Regions from separate parts of the Homo sapiens genome. Here region 2 is linked to region 1. Evidence: chromatin contacts called from ENCODE Hi-C or POLR2A ChIA-PET data. All regions are on one chromosome and are shown on one strand. Each heading gives the region's core, a stretch centred on a gene start or an enhancer-like site at or near the end of the contact. The rest is flanking DNA. Distances are from core to core; before and after follow the strand shown. Region 1 has its middle 300 kb from the start of TLE1. Region 2 has its middle 49 kb from the start of SPATA31D4.

The links. Hi-C counts contacts between places; a loop is a spot of excess contacts on that map. ChIA-PET counts read pairs that join two places held with the same protein, here RNA polymerase II (POLR2A). Pooled maps may share reads with other maps.
Region 2: a loop to region 1 is called in a pooled map, with 3 times the contacts of the local background. The contact joins two enhancer-like sites. A Hi-C loop is called at or near these places in 1 of 168 maps with a recorded cell type or tissue (endothelial cell of umbilical vein) and 3 of 50 pooled maps. POLR2A ChIA-PET finds 5 or more read pairs at or near these places in 1 of 52 experiments (HEK293).

Annotation. Positions count from the first base shown.
Region 1 is chr9:81,386,175-81,391,842 of GRCh38, reverse strand. No RefSeq gene overlaps it. Among named protein-coding and RNA genes, the nearest start is that of TLE1, 300 kb to the left of the region's middle. RefSeq lists an enhancer at 1,886-2,459. Within about 2 kb of position 2,187, at least 6 of the 41 ENCODE cell types and tissues checked have a DNase peak (open chromatin) inside an H3K27ac peak, as active enhancers do; they include endothelial cell of umbilical vein, where a contact is called at or near this core.
Region 2 is chr9:81,876,900-81,882,567 of GRCh38, reverse strand. No RefSeq gene overlaps it. Among named protein-coding and RNA genes, the nearest start is that of SPATA31D4, 49 kb to the left of the region's middle. Within about 2 kb of position 2,792, at least 3 of the 41 ENCODE cell types and tissues checked have a DNase peak (open chromatin) inside an H3K27ac peak, as active enhancers do; they include endothelial cell of umbilical vein, where a contact is called at or near this core.

The DNA of each region.
Region 1 (5,668 bases), core at 938-3,437:
CTTTTGGCCCACAAGATATACTACCACCCTGCTCTCCTTCCTTGCTGCAGTTGGTGCTGGGGCTGCAGGTAGATTCCATGCTGCAATGCACTTCTGGCTTTGCCACCCAAATAGTCAACTCATCCCTCACCTTTTAATTCTGTGGGCTGGAGTCAGAAACCTGCCCATATTCTGCTTAGACTTTCTCAGGTATGAGTCAGACAGCAGGTCTTTTCATCTCCCAGTAGCAAATCATTTCAAAGCTCTCTGGGTGAACATGTGCAGATTCCCTACGAGATGTATGGAGAGAGGGCAGCATTCCCTGCCCCTTTCCCTAAAGGACAGTGGTGTGGTGGGACCGGGCTGTAGCTTTGTATGTTTCTAGGGGCAGCATTCATGTTTCATTCTATGTATCTAACAGCCTTTGGAGCTCCAGAACACAGAACGCATAGAATACAACTGGAAAGGTGCCTCTGAGTTGTATAATGGGATTCCCCTTATGATGAGCATTCACTGTAGGGTGTAACTTTCTTCCAAAGATATCCTTCACTGATCCTCTCTGACTACTATCTCTTCCTCTTTATCTTTTCTAAGTGGGTGGCTGGCTTCAAGACTGGTGGAACAGGTTCTCCTGTATTGCCATTGTAAGTTCTGCTCATGGGAGGTTGTGTCTCCTACTAGCTTTGTTATCTTATCATATGAACCCCTTATTGACAAGTGTGATATGAAGGGCTCTGTTCTAAAATTCTGCCACACTTGTCTAACTGTCTGCGCATCTAGCTCAGGGGCCAGCTCCCTGCAGCACTCATGCCAAAGAAGGCACCGAGGGAGTGGATTTTTCTGAAAAAGCACCTGGACTGGATGTCCCAGCCGTGCTGGCCTCTCTCTCCAATGCTGGTCAATAGACTCTTCCACAAGCAAGGAGGGGTCAGAATCTTGTCATTTGTGGCACATCTCCAGAAGGCTTTGTGTTCCTGTCTCAGGCTGCAGGGGATTTTTTTTTACTGGCTATCTGTCCTCACTTAACAGTTATTTTGATTTCTGAGGTGTTCCTATTCTCTGGGTTTGTGCTGCTGCTGCTGCTGGTGTGTGTGTGTGTGTGTGTGTGTGTGTGTGTGTGTGTGTGTGTGTGTGTGTCTGGCTCTTTTTCTGTCTGTGTTTTCCCTCTGTTGAATGCTTGGATCTCAGTGATGTATTGTTCAGGAAAATCAGTCTGGCTGAGAAGCACAATCACTCTCTCCCACTTTTGCTCACTTCCTGCCTACACTTCCTTCCACTCAGGGTCTGCTTAAACTGTGCCAGGCCTAGGCTTCAGGACATGAGCTTTTGGCAAAATCTGCTGCTAGAGAACATGGGTTCAGATGGTGAGGCAGCTCTTTGCCACAGCTGCCCTCTTATGTGGGTCACCTATATTGTCAGAAACACAACGGCATCTTGTTCACAAGGCTGAATTGAAGACAGCCATTCTAAGTGATTGAGTGAGTATCAGCCTCACAGATTTTGGGTGAGTGTCTGCTTTAACCAGCCAAAAGTTTCTGTCTAGAGGAACATACCTAGTCCACTTGCCTGAAGGGCATCTGAACGCTTTTCTTTTCTTATCTGAGTCCTAAACTCTTATCTAGGTCTCCCAGTTAGATTGATAGTACTGGCCATTCTCTCTTTCTAGTCTCTATGAGAACAGGTCCAGAACCATACATTCACACTATGGTATAAATGATTGAGGGCTTAAGGTGATAGCCATACCAGGGTATTCAAAATCTTCAGTAACATGGTTTTACAATTTCTGACATCAGTCCATTGTGATAGGGGAGAACTGGAGGGAGTGTGTGTCTGTAAATGTGTGTGCATATGCATGTGTTTGTGTTTGTGAGCTCTAGCCGAGAATTACCACCTATTATTGTGCAAGTCAAGCTTTTGTTGCCTTCCCCTCTTCCCTCTAGGGCTGGTGAGTAGGTCATTGCCTTGGTGTAAATTGAAGATCCTCCCAAAGCCCGAGCAACCATGATGTCTACTCTGAGGCCTGCCAAATGCCTGTGATTTCTTCCACGAAAATTAGTCATTTGGGTCATGAGGTAAAGAAATCCTCAAATTCCAAAGCTACGTAGTCATCCACCAGTCCTCATTGTCTAGTTATGTTTTCATTCTGTAACTATCTATTAAGTACATGCTGGGTCCTTGCCATGCTGGAGGCTACGGGACACAGAAGGGCCAGACAGAGCGTAACAATCCAGTCTAGTGAGTGGATGAGGAAGTGTATAATGTTCTGATGTGGATGGGATCATTGGTAGCAAAGGGCATTGTTCCAGACAATGGGAATGGGTGGGTAAGAGGAGATTGCTGGGAGCTGAATCTTGCTAAGAGTGACAGGAAGAATATACAGAAGAATGGAGAACTACAGACCATCTCAGCTTCCTTTACAGTTCTGTCCAGGTCTTCCCTTGTATGTCTGCCTTCTAGCCTCCCCTGTGCCTTCCATCTCTCCCCCTTTTCTCTATCTCTTCTTGGCATGACTGCTTCTCTTCCTCTCTCAGCCTGTTCCTTTAAACTCTCTTCCCCGTTGTGCTCCTGATCTCTAAACTTGCTGTTTCTAGGAGGATAAAAGGGAATGGAGCTGTAATGGGACATGTCTTTCATTTTCTCCATATGTCCTGACTTTGAAAGAAGAGAAGGAAATTTGACCTTAGATGGTAGGGTTTTTTGTTTGTTTGTTTTTCCTTTCAAGTGGTTCCAAAGTTTATTGAGGAGAGTGATCATGCACTGTGGTTGAAAATAAGTAGGTGCAGAAGGTTGGTGATGGAGGTGGAGTTTATAGCCTACCTTTCCCCAGGCTGGTTCTCCAGCAAAGAATCCTTAAAGAGCATCCCAAGGCCAAAGACAGGCAATTCACACGGTGAGGTTACAGTGAACATAATGTTTAAGTTGAAGTTTCAGGAGGGAAAAGTGAAAATTGCTTCACCTGCTTAAGGCTCTTGTCCTGTTACTGTACCTTTTGCATTTCAAACTGGCCTGCAAATGAATTCCCTACACTGTCACTTGTCTTCAGCTGGAGTGTGAGAGAGGCAATGTGTAGCTTGTGGTTGCCTAAATTAATCTCCATACTCATTTTGGATGAGAAAGAACACTAGGGATTGCTTCACTTTTGGGAAACAGGCACATCTTGGCTAGCATTCTCTAGCATAGGGCCCCAGAAAAACAGCTTCTAAACTAATGTCCACTGATGAAATGAGAGACTGGGCCACTTTATTTGATAAGCCATTCTTATTGTGAGCACGACAAAATATTTCCAAGCAAAGGAAAATTAAAAATGGGGAAAACAAACACAAAATGAAACATTATACAAAGCAATATAATGTCCATGTTAATTGTCCTTCACATGGAGATCTCAAACCTTTGTACCATTTTCTTAAAAAGGAGAGGAGGTCTTGATAAATGAAACAAAATTGGCGTACGCAAGTGCTTCGGTAAATACTATGCTCAGAAAAGGCACAAACTCTCAATGCATCATAAGGCTGTAGGGAATAGTCCAATAAAAGGAAAAAAAACCTGCTCAATGAAAACACTTTACAAGTGAATATATATTCACTCTAAAAGAGAGATTTTAAACAAACTTCAACAGAGACACCATTCAGGTGATAACAAGTGGTAGCAATGGTTATATGCATCTCTTCTTGCTCCCCAAAGTGAGCCAGAATTGGAGATGATAGTGCAATGCATGAAAAATTATATGCACTTTATTCTCATTACAATCAGTGTTTCTTATTCTGTAAACACATGGGCCTCTGATGTTCCCATCCAGGTGATTCATTTGAAGATTCATTCTCTCTCACTTCAAACATTTGGTCGCTCCATGAGAAGAATCACCATCGCCCTGCTCAACCCATTTAGCACCTCTAGAAGTCACTATACGGACTTAGTGATTAATGATAATTGATTTTTTCTCGCCAGCCTAATCGTCACACTTGACTGGGGCTGATGTACACCCAGCTGTGCTTAATTAGCCCAGAGGACTTAGAAACCATATTTTAAAGACAGGCTTGTAATGGAAGAAGCCTTCTCAACGATGCAGCCTGCTGTGGTGAACCCAGACATGTGGCACACGCTGTTTTTCATTAGGTCCAAGGAGCATGTCTGGGAAATGGATGTTGTATAAAACAGACATGTGTTGTCACATTAGACTTGGGAAAACTATTGTCTTCTAGAACATAGGTTATAAAACGTGACAGCTCTATATGAATTTCTTTCTCTGTGGCATGTTCTTGACTAATTACTTGTTTCAATATAGAAGGTAGGTGTGTTATATGACATCATTCTATATAGTATGTTTGCTTTTCTATTTTTGGTGAATTTAATCTTTCTAGCATCCATCTTAAAATGTGGACTTTTTATTATCCTTGAAAATGTTCCATATCTATAAGGATGTTTTCTTTTTTTCAGGATCCAAAATGAAGAACCAACCTTCCTTCCTTCCTTCCTTGCTCTCTCCCTCCTTCCCTCCCTTTCTTTCCCTCCCTGCCTCCCTCCCTGCATTCCTTCCTCTCTCTGTCCATCCCTTCTTCCATTAGACATATCTTCTTTATAGAAAATATAAGGAAATAATAAGAAAATTATTTCTGAACTCAGCCCATTCCCTATCAGCTGAGAGGCTTAATACTGACTTCTGTTGCATGAGTGTGTACCTGCTAGGCATAGTCCCTAAACCGTGACTTATTTCACACTCACAACAGAAAGTCATCCAAAAGTCATCATAGCTTCAGTTTTAGGTAGCATCTGGCTTGAGTCAAATTGGAACCAATGACATAGGAAAGCCATGACTTTTATTAGTACTTCTCTTAACCCAGAAGGCCTCAAGGAACTTTATAGGATAAGATGCTCAATGAGTTTTCAAGGAGTGTTTACAGATATACTTGTGGATATCTCTGGAAATGGTGGAAATATTCATATGGGGAAGTCATAAAGAGACAAAGAAAAAACTTTGTTGCAAGGTTTGGTGCCATGCTATTTAGCTGTTGACTAGGGAAATGTTTGATAAAGTTGGAGCAAAGAGAAGACTAGGCAGAGCATGGAGAGTGGGATTAGCAAGTGAGTTGAGTTTTAGAAGCCTAGAAGCCTTGAAACTGATCCTCAGAGAGGTGCCTATTTTCAGTGTGAAAGGCATTATCTTGGTGCCAAAAGGAGCATTGTATTTACATAGAATGCATTGTTTAGAACTCTTTGGCCTGCCAGTGACCAAAACTCAATTTAAACATTTCAAGCTAAAAGGGGAATTTGTTAACTCACATACCTTGGAAGAAAATAAGTGCAGCTCATAGGACTGAAATTATAGTATAGTTCCCAGGGCCTCAAGAACTGAAACCAAGCACTTGACATCAGGTGCCTTTCCATCTCTTGCCACTTACTTCATTCATTTGTTCATTCATTCATTCATCCATCCATCCATCCATCTATCTGTCCATCCATCCATCCATCCATCCAGCTGGCTAACCATCTCACATTTTTATCTTTGCTTGGCTTTGTCTGCAGACTGAATTTCTCCAAATGCCAGGATTTAGTAAATGCAGTCTCATCATGCATATGGCAATCCAATGGAGGGACACTGCCTAGCCCTGTTGGGTCATCTATCAGATCCTCCCTTAACCTAGCTAGGGAAAGAGGTATTATTTGGCTAGGTGTGGGTCATGTGCCTGTATCC
Region 2 (5,668 bases), core at 1,543-4,042, 490 kb before region 1:
ATAGCCTTGGACACCAGCAAGCAAGGAAAGTACAGGCAGTGCTGGGCACAGAACAGAATTGAGAGAGAGATAAACAGCTCATTTCAATTGGCAAATGGTGAATATTTAGCACATATATTTCAATTTCTGTTTGGGCATGACGGCTGCTACCTGTGATCTCAGCACTTCGGGAGGCATAGGTGGGAGGCTCACTTGAGGCCAGGAGTTCAAGACCAAACTGAACAATATAGGGAGACCCCATCTCTACAAAAAAAAAAAAAAAAAAAAAAAATTAGCCAGGGTGGTGGTGTGAGCCTGTGGTCCCAGCTACTTGGGAGGCTGAGGTGGGAGGATCATTTGAGCCTGGAAGTTGGAGGCTGCAGTGAGCTATGATCCTGCCACTGCACCCCAGCTTGGGTGACAGAGTAAAACCCTGTCTCTAAAAAAAAATAGTAATAAATAATATATTTCAATTTCTCAATTCTGGCAAATGGAATTTTAATTGATACATGAAATACTCAAATTACTTGAACCTGGTAGGAATTTGTAGACTAAAGTAGAATTTTTCCCCTGAATTCCTTGGTAAGAATGAAACTATATTTCCCAAGGAAAGAAAAGTTAAGCTCAGGTCAATGAAATCAGCCTGCAAAGTGTAGAAAATGTATTTGAACAAAAATATTATTAGCCTAAAATCTAAAGTGAATATGGATAAATATATGATAGAAAATAATCACCAAGGCTGGGCGCGGTGGCTCACACCTGCAATCCCAGCACTTTAGGAGGCCGAGGTGGGCGGATCACCTGAGGTCAGGAGTTCGAGACCAGCCTGGCCAACATGGAGAAACCCTGTCTGTACTAAAAATACAAAATTAGGCTGGGCGCGGTGGCTCACGCCTGTAATCCCAGCACTTTGGGAGGCCGAGGCGGGCGAATCACGAGGTCAGGAGATCGAGACCATTCTGGCTAACATGGTGAAATCCTGTCTCTACTAAAAATACAAAAACGAAAATTAGCCGGGAGTGGTGGCGGGTGCCTGTAGTCTCAGCTACTGAGGAGGCTGAGGCAGGAGAATGGCCTGAACCCGGGAAGCGGAGCTTGCAGTGAGCCAAGATCATGCCACTGCACTCCAGCCTGGGTGACAGAGGGAGACTCTGTATCCAAAATAATAATAATAATAATAAAATAAAAATACAAAATTAGCCAGGCGTGGTGGCCCATGCCTGTAATCCCAGCTACTCGGGAGCCTGAGGCAGGAGAATCACTTGAACCCGGGAGGCAGAGGTTGCAGTGAGTTGAGATCGCGCCATTGCACTCCAGCCTGGGCAACGAGAGCGAAACGATGTCTCAAAAATAAAAATAAATAAATAAAATAATAATAATAATCACCAAAACAAAATCTCAGAATAAAATTGCTGAAAATGGAAAGTGAAGAAATCACGATCCTATGTAAGACCACAAATGGAGGCCAGAAGCCGGGGACCCGTTTCACCCCACACCAGCACCTCCACATCTAACATTCAAGTCCTGCCCTCCACAACGTTTTTGCTGTGACAGGCCTTCAGTAGTATGTTTTCTGACTCCTGACATCTAAAATCATGCTATTATAAAATCATCTGTACTCCAAGGAAAACAGGAAGCTTTGTCCTTCATAGCATCTCAGAAGATCATCTCCTCCGCGTCATTTTTCCATGACTCTTTGCATTCTCATTTTTGTGAAGGCAAAGTAGGTCACCTAAATGTTCTACACGTTTGTTTTTTCTCACTGATGCAATAGGGACATGAGATATGGTCAATTAAACTCTTTCCCCAACCTGCCCCTCCAACTGGTTCCCACATTCCAACCATGAAAGTATCTCTTTCTAACCTCAGTGAAACTCAAGAGTTCTGTGTTTTCTAGACAGCTTTCTTCCCTCTCCCCAACACTCACACCCACTCATAAGCACATCTTCCCTCACCCTCCCAGTTTTAAAGTCCTCTCTTTTCTCAAACTCTCATGAGTTTCACCCCATACTACACCCCCCTATCCCCAGTGTGACCAACATAATCAAACATCTCATCTCTGCTCACCTAGTATTTAGTCCACAAACTTTAGAATGGTCCTTATCACCCGCATTACAGTTGCTGTTTATGGGACCATCTTTCCCATGAGACTGTGGGCTTTTGGGGGCAGAAACTGTGCCATTTATTTTTATGTCCCCAGTGGCAGAGGGAGAAGGTTCATAATGTATGCTAAAAGAAAGAAAATAAGTCTGAAAAGGTTTTCAAGCTTTCTTAAACGTTTCCTAAGCACTGGAAGTCACCCTGTGCCCGCTCCTCTGCTCACTGCTTCCTTAGAGCCTGGACGACAAGGCGCTGGCTGACTTCTGGGCTTCCCACTTTGACCCTGGCAAGGACCCCGAAATTGGGTCAAGGCCACCTCCAAATTCCTTTAAAACAAACACAGGGAACTGCATGTAATAAATCAAAACCTCCTTCTGCAATCCTTATTTCTTAGCTAAATTCTATATGTCAAGTTGCCTTGAAATGAGAGGTGGCTGTTTATTAATATCTTCCTGTTTATTAATAAGCAATGAGGTGGCTGTGTTTACGAACAGGGTTGTTGCTACAACACATTTACACAGTTATAAATAAAGCAAACTGCAAAGAGATTAACAGTGGAAGATCTGAGGTTTTATTTGTTTTCACGAGAACTCTGCCAGTTGCTTCCCACTGCACCTTAAGATCTTTTTAGCCTTCTCTGAGGCAGTTATCAGTCCCATAAATGCCACAGCAAGCTTGGTGGAGCTGCTTGCAGACCAGGGAGGTGAAACGGTGTCGCCCAGCTTTTTATAGACCCAGTTCTGAAGTCCTGAGTTTCCTTTGCAGTCAGTAAAGAGAGACCCAAAGTGCAGGAAGTTTCTGTCTGTGAATGTTTAAGAGTTCCCTTCTGGCCAACTCTTCCTCTTGAGTCACGTTTATTACACATATTGGATAGGTCACTAAATGTACAGTAAGCTCCTATTGTTTGCAACCCATTGTTCTCTTAAATGGCTTTGTAAACTATGAAGGGCTTGAACAATTCACTTGTTTTCCAGCCTCCAACTGCAATTCTCAACACACGCTTAACACTACTATCCGCCAGTGAGGAAGGACTTTCCACGACTTCTGAAGCAACATATTAAGGTAAAAAGTGCACTTTATTTAGAGAACCAAAGGCTTAGGTCTGACCTCTGGCTACATTACCAGGACTGGGACTAGGGTAAGTTGATTGAGAAACCTAGGGTGCAAAATTTAAGGCAGCACTCACTCCCAGGGTGAAAAAGTAACAACTTGTGTTACTTTTTTAAATTGCAGTGGAATTCACATAACACAAAATTAACCATTTTGAAGCACAGAATTCATTTTATACTGCAACTGGCATAGTCACAATGCTGCACAACCATCCATCTGGTTCCAAAATGCTTTTATCGCCAAACAAAAAAACCCCACACCTAGTAAGCTATTACTCCCATTCTCCCTCCCACTCCCCACCAAGCCTCTGGCACCCAGCGACAACCTTGCTGTCTCAATGGATTTACCTCTTCTGGAGACAACCTGTGTGTTTTGAGAAGTAGTAATAATAGCTAACTCACTTGTACCAAGACACCAGTTGAAGGGTTTTTTGTGCTCAAATTCAATTAATCCTCACAAAACCCAATGAGGTGGGCCCTAATATCTTCAGGTAAATGGTTCACTATTTAATTCTCTAATCATTATTTCTTCATCTGTAAAATGAGGAAAATTGCAACACACTACCAGTTTACTAAGCACATTTGTGTGAGAGGCATTGTTCTAGGCCAGGAACTGGATTGATCTGTAACCAATCGGGAGTAACTTCTTGTAGAACAGTGGGAGATGAATTCTCAAGATGGATTACTGGGACAAAGTGAAGTAATCATTGACTAGTGATGTCTGCCGTGGACAGAGGAATGAGTGAAGGGGCTGTAAGTAACAGATTTGCCTTCCCTCCTAGGCAACTGAGAGAGAGTGAAAAAGACAAGTAAAATGCAGACTCTGCCTCAGTCCAGTGCAAGAGGGAAGCATTACCCATGGAAGTACAATGACAGATGCAGGCAGTGTGTAGAGTGTTAAGAACAGAGGCACTGGAATGAAAACCAAACCAAACCAAAACAAAGCAAAGCATGTTCAAATCTCAACGCTGCAACTCATAGACACATCTTGAAAGAAGTTATTTAATCTTTCCTGTTCTCATTTCTTCTTCTGTAAAATAGATAATAAATCTAATTCATAGACTTCCAGTGGGAATGGCATAAGACAGTGTGAGCAAAGTACTAAGCACAGTATCTGACACATGCGAAGAGCTTAATAAGTGGTAAGGAAATAAAGCCTATATCTACAAGGCCGGGCACGGTGGCTCACGCCTGTAATCCCAGCACTTTGGGAGGTTGAGGCGGGCAGATCGCTTGAGGCCAGGAGTTTTAAACTAGCCTGGCCAACATGGTGAGACCCCGTCTCTAATAAAAATACAAAAATTAGCCAGACGTGGTGGTGCATACTTGTAATCCCAACTGCTCAGGAGGCTGAGGCAGGAGAATCGCTTGAACCTGGGAGGTGGAGGTTGCAGTAAGCTGAGATCGTGCCACTGCACTCCAGCTTGGATGACAGAGTGAGACTCCATCTCAAAAAACAAACAAAAAACAAACAAACAAAACATATCTATAATAGTATACTTAATATGTATTACATATTATATATTACTTATATTACATTTTATATTTATCTTTATATAATATGTTATATATGACAATATAATGTATATTATATATGTCTTTATACATATATAGTGTGTATATGTATATACATTCTCTCCTCTTTATAGGACAAAGAATAAACACAGAAGAATCAGGTATACTCGCAAGAGGAAGAAGAGGTCAGGAAAGCCTTCACATAAGAAGTGGTGCTTCTTGAAGGAACAGAGGTGCTTCTTGAAGGAACAGAACCATGTGCCTGCCTCACCTTGCTGTTCTGAAGATTTAGTAACATCATTTATTTCAAGCATTCAGCATACCTGCAGTCCACAAATGTTAGTGAAAAACAAATGTTTTTGTTGGTTGTTTTATTATTCCACAGTGACCCTCTGAATCTGTCAGAATTCTCGATGCCAAACAACAAAAACTTCCTCCGGGTAATCTAAGCAGAAGAGAAAGTTATTGGAAGGGTCTTAGAGAGCGCAGTGAACCAACAGGAAGCAGGCTCCATACAGTGGCAGGAACCAAGCGAGGCTGGGCAGTTGAGGACACAGCCGAGGCCAGCCCAGGAGCAGTCTGGTTAGGTTGATGCCATGCGACAACCAGGGTGGTTGTCAGCCATCCCCGGAACTGTGCGTCACTCCCTCAGGGTGTCACACCCTTGGTGAGAGAACCCATCGGCTAATCCAGGTCAATTTACACAGAAGGAAGTAGGGCCCTTGTTTCTAAGAAAAATTACATTCCAGGGCCTATTTTTTTTTTATTTGTTTGTTTTTTGAGACGGAGCTTTGCTCTTATTGCTCAGGCTGGAGTGCGGTGACACAATCTCGGCTCACCACAACCTCCGCCTCCCAGGTTCAAGCAATTCTCCTGCCTCAGCCTCCCGAGTAGCTGGGATTACAAGCATGCACCACCACGCCCGGCTAATTTTTTGTATTTTTAGTAGACATGGGGTTTCTCCA